Linked DNA regions of Homo sapiens: region 2 is linked to region 1. A link is an interaction called in ENCODE POLR2A ChIA-PET data of the cell type or tissue named here. Cell type or tissue: OCI-LY7. All regions are shown on one strand.

The links. Peaks named below come from ENCODE experiments on the same cell type or tissue, not always from the same donor. Only the 100,000 strongest peaks of a DNase experiment are listed, where the experiment ranks them.
Region 2: POLR2A ChIA-PET joins it to region 1 with 6 read pairs; 1 of 35 experiments calls an interaction of 5 or more read pairs at or near these places.

Annotation. Positions count from the first base shown.
Region 1 is chr11:121,445,419-121,447,918 of GRCh38, reverse strand. All of the region lies in intron 2 of SORL1-AS1 (SORL1 antisense RNA 1), which reads left to right. Among named protein-coding and RNA genes, the nearest start is that of SORL1, 5.6 kb to the left of the region's middle. RefSeq lists an enhancer at 1,286-1,415. In OCI-LY7, CTCF peaks have their summits at 664 and 872; DNase peaks (open chromatin) are centred at 978, 1,988 and 2,218; H3K4me3 peaks cover 1,720 bases; H3K27ac peaks cover 2,500 bases.
Region 2 is chr11:122,755,242-122,757,741 of GRCh38, reverse strand. The region is part of intron 1 of UBASH3B (ubiquitin associated and SH3 domain containing B); the gene reads right to left. Among named protein-coding and RNA genes, the nearest start is that of CRTAM, 82 kb to the left of the region's middle. RefSeq lists a silencer at 2,320-2,473. In OCI-LY7, CTCF peaks have their summits at 957 and 1,157; a DNase peak (open chromatin) is centred at 1,121; H3K4me3 peaks cover 892 bases; H3K27ac peaks cover 2,158 bases.

The DNA of each region.
Region 1 (2,500 bases):
TAGTGGAACAGCGGGAATTAGGGCAGAAAGAAGGAAAGGGAGTGGCTGTAGGCCTCACCTCCTTCACAACTCAGCCCTGCCTTAACCAGCACTGTCTCCCTTCCTAGGTACCTAGCCTAGGTGAGATGCTGTATCTGCTTGACCCTCACGCCCTGATTGGGACAAGTTAGCAGTAATGTTACAGTTACAAAGCTCACAAGTCCAGTCCTGTTTTCTATACTTTTCTAGGAGATGAATTTAGCGAGGGATTTGGTTTCCAATGTGTTTCAAAACCTGTGAGAGAGCGCAAGTTTTAGAAGGTCCCTCAGACAGGCACAGTGACTTATGCCCTTAATCCCAGCACTTACAGAGGCCAAGGCGGGAGGATCGTTTGAACCCAGGAGTTCAAGACCAGCCTGGGCAATGTGTCGAAACCCCACCTCTACAAAAAATACAAAAATGAGCCAGGCATGGTAGCACATGCCAGTAGTCCCAGCTACTTAGGAGGCTGAGTGGGGAGGATCGCTTGAGCCCAGGAGGTCAGGGCTGCAGTGAGCTGAGATCGCACCACTGCACTCCAGCCTGGGTGACAGAGAGAGACCCTGTCTCAAAAAAAAAAAAAAAAAAAGCCCTCAAGTTTTGGTTCCACTGTTTACCCTTGTCTGGCCTTCATCCCTGCGTAACTCAACTTCCTGAACTTCTAGATCAAGAAAGCATTTAGACCTTTCTCACAAAGTGTGTGAAGCGGGAACCTAGAAGTTTCTTATAATTATGTAGACCCAAGGACAAACCTCCTGACATAAGACAATGGGTTGCTGAGGGTCCCTAGGAAATTACCTCTTTCCCTGGGAATATAGAGGAGTAGGACTCCCCCTCCTGGGTTTGAAGTGAATGAGAGGAACTTAAGCTGAAGATTATTTGAATATCCCCGTGTAATTACATATCAAGGCTTGTATCTTCTTCCCTTGAGGCCTTTGCTGTACATTCACTGGGGATGCATGCGTTAGGCACAGACGAGCCTGGGGATGTGACCAATCAGCTTGGACACAGCACAGTTGAAATGTGATGCTTTGTTTCAGCAGATGCCTCTGCACTCTCTTAGGGCCAGCAAGACAGGGAAAGCAGACAGTCAGACTAGCTTTTTGGCCCACGTCTCCTGGATACTTTCCTTTTTTTTTTTTTTTTCTTCTCTTAAGACAGAGTTTCTGTCACCCAGGCTGGAGTGCAGTAGTGCAATCTCAGCTCACTGCAACCTCCACCCCCTGAGTTCAAATGATTCTCCTGCCTCAGCCTCCCGAGTAGCTGGGATTATAGGCATGTGTCATCACACCTGGCTAATTTTTGTATTTTTAGTAGAGACGGGGTTTCACCATGTTGCCCAGGCTGGTCTCGAACTCCCGTCCTCAGGTGATCTGCCCACCTCAGCTTCCCAAAGTGCTGGGATTACAGGCATGAGCCACCATGCCTGGCCTTCTCCTGGATACAGTCTAACAGAAACCTAGGATCCCCCAGACCCCTTTTCCAGTCAGAACAGATTGAGATGCTCTCCCCTCTGGCCTTGTTTATTCATTAACTAAAAGGCCACTTCTTGACCTCTTCCTGGATTTCCCCCAACTACCCCTAGAGGCCCTGAAACTTGCTTTAGGCCTCTTTTGAGATGTTGATCATGTTCTGCCTTCCATTAGAACAACGATTTTGGTACTTATCTCCTTTTCTAAATTGTAATGATGTCTTGGAGTCTATTCCCCTGTCTTGTACTTAACAGAGACAGAGTAGATCCTACAGAATTGAAGTAAAAGTGAAGGGAGTGGTGAGAGAGAATTACCCCCACCCCCGCTCCTCACACCCTTCGGCAGTTGGTTCTGGAAGGAGGAACAATTTTGAATCAATGCTCTGGGGAGACTGAATTTTTCATTCTAGTTTTCACTGCAAAGAATGGCAGAGAGGCCTCTGAGGGCCTGTCAGCACCAGGGCAGCCAGCCTGAGCAAGAAGGGGGTCCTTTCCCTGCAACATATTTTTATGCATGTCCTAGTCATCATCTGCCCAATAATAGGTTCAAATGCCTATAAAGGACACAGCCACTAACTGCAAGGAACTTGAGAAAGAGAAGAAAGATAAACATGAAACTAGCAGAAATATGTAAATACAAAAAGAATTCTGTCTTGGGGGGAAAAAAGATGAGTACTGGCTTTGGGGAGGGTGATAGGCAAACTCTCTGGAGAATAAGACGTTATGAGCTGTGGTTTCAGGTGTGTGTGTGGAAGTTGGAACGGGACAAGCAGAGAAGGCTAAAGTGCTCTGGTTCCGGGAGGAAGCAGGAAGTTATTTTCAGCGTCTGAGGAGAAGGAGGAAAGGTTTCAGGGTAGAGTGGCGGCAAGGTAGGGTGTGGGAACAGGTAGGTGGGGTGGTGCCTGCTATGGGAGGCTGGGAAGGCCAATGGAGAGAGACACCAAAGGAGAGCTGTGGGGACAGCAGAAGCTGGGGTGGAGCGCCCAGCTCGTCCCTTTCAGCACTGTGGTG
Region 2 (2,500 bases), 1.3 Mb before region 1:
CTCTGTCTCAAAAAAAAAAAAAAAAAAAAAAAGGGAAAAGAAGGTCTTGTCTTCCCATTGGGCTTCTGAGCACTCAGAACTCTTACCCCTCCTGAGCCCTCCTCCCTCAATGCCTTAGGAGGGAGGAAAACAGGGACTGAAAGGTGATTATTAATTGTATACTATGGATTGAGAATATACAGCCCATTTGTTTAACACAACACAGCATGAAATATCTAGATGTATCAGGTATATGCTGTCTTCATTCATTTGTGCTTCTACGACAAAGTGCCATAGACTGGGGTGGCTCATGGACAATAGAAATGTATTTCTCACTGTTCTGGAGGCTATCGGACCAAGCTCAGGGTGCCAGCATGACTGAGCTCTGGGGAGGGGCCCCTTCCAGGATGCAGACTGCCAACTTCTTATAGCCTCACACAGTGAAAAGAAGGGGAGAGAGCTCTCTGGGGTTTCTTTCACAAGGGGACTATCCCGTTCATGAGGACTCAACCTCCTGATATCATCACCTTGGAGGTAAGGATTTCAGCATATGAATTTGGGGGGAACACAAATGTTGAGTCCATAATATCTACAGTAACATGCCCAGTACTGCATCGGGACATCCCTTGGTGTGACAGTAAGTGCATGTGCGTGTAGGCAAAGATACTTAGGTTCTGATTTTAGATCGAATAATAGTATATATATTAAGATACGATATTTAGGATACGATGCTCACAGAATTTCAGGCCTTGGAGACTAAGATCACTTACTTCAATCCTCTCACGTTACAGATGAGGAACTAAGACCCGCGGAGGCAAGTGATTTGATGGGGACAGGAAGCCAGGTCTCCTAACTCCCCAAATTGTGCTCTTGGCACATTACCATGCTGAGTCTCTGTCTTTTTTGCTTAGACTGTGCTTCTTAATTTCCACTGGATCGAGTGCAACCTCTTTGGTCCAGTGTTAATTTGCTGAGAGGCTTGAGGACCCCCTTCATAGGGAGCAGCCTAAGAGATGACCACTCAGCTTGCCTTTGGCTCTGCAGTATGGTCATGGCAGGGGAGATGGGTTGTTCCTGTTCACAGCTTAGCCCTCCTTGCCTGAGGTCTAACTTCCTCCTTTGACTTCCTCCACAGTGGCTGCCCCTAGGGCCTACCACAGCCCTCCACACTGGGGCACCACAGCCTTTGATAGAAGCTAGAACCATCAGTAATGTGAAAGAGGCAGAAATGGCCCCTTCCCTGACATTTAGGAACCAGACACTGGAAATAAATGGGGTGTAGAGGGGATGAGGCAGGAAAAAAAGGCAGTGTAAGAAGGACTGTGTATCTTGCACTGTACTAGGCACATTTGCTCATGTAGCAATATTTTATTTAATCCTCAGGGCAGGCCTTGAAGGCAAATTTTAAAGACCAGGAAGCTGAGGCTTAAAGAAAGAGGCAGTATTAAGCTTCAGCTTACAAATGTGCAAGGGTAAGAATCCAGTTACTGGCTCTAATTATCGAGATGTAGTCAGTTTCACATTTCTGGACTACAAAGAGGACTCAATTCAGCTCTAGGTAACTCTCCATGGTTGTCAAGGCCAAAAGCTCTTGAGAATTTTCCTCATAGTTCATTCTTATTGCCACACTCAAATGCTGCCCCTGAATACAGTCAGCCTTGATTCCTGTTAGGCCAACACGTGTTAATGCTTATGCCTAAATCGGGATGGATTCCTTCCGTCCTAATTAATTGACCCTCTTCCATAACCAGCTCATGAACTGCCCAGGAACTCCTGTGTTCAGTGCCTTCCGTGGTAATGGGGAGAGGAACACTGCAATGTTTAGGTACAAAAGACTCCTGTAATTAGCTCTAAGCCCCAGGAAACAGACAATCAAATTAATCAGTGAGTATGGGAAAAAAGCAGATTATAATTAATTACCTATGTTTATGCCAGGGTTATCTTTAGCCATAAGTTTTCTTTTTTATCTTAATAGATACCCAATCTTAAAATTATCGGACCTCGGGCCTGAGTCGACAAAGCCTGAGTTGACAAAGCCTAATTTGACTTCTGTCCCCAGTTCAGAGGAGGATCCGAAATGAGTCAATTCTCCCTGCCTTGCTTCCTCCTTACTGATATGGCCTCCCTCACAGAGTGGGAGGGAGAGATAAGCAGCTCAGGGCTGAGAGCCGCTTTGGTACAACCCAGGAGCAGAGAGCATGCCTTTTCCCTGCAGAGCCATTTTCATTCATGGTGGAGGCTTTTTTGAACCTGGCCAGGCAAAGCTCCTCGGTGTCAGACCAGCACTCCATGTGGCCACACCCTCCTGTCCCGGTTGTTCCCTCTGCTTGCCAAAGCGATAACCTGATCCTCGCTTTCCATAAGATAGAAGAAAATGTTCAAGTCTTTTCCACAGAAGGCTATAAGCCAAAAGGCCAACTGCTATGTGGGTTACCGGAGCCTTCTGCATGGGCGAGGTGGGAAACCGAGACTCTGAGAGATGGGAGTGGAGCTGCACGTCCTTGTGCTCATGTATTAAACT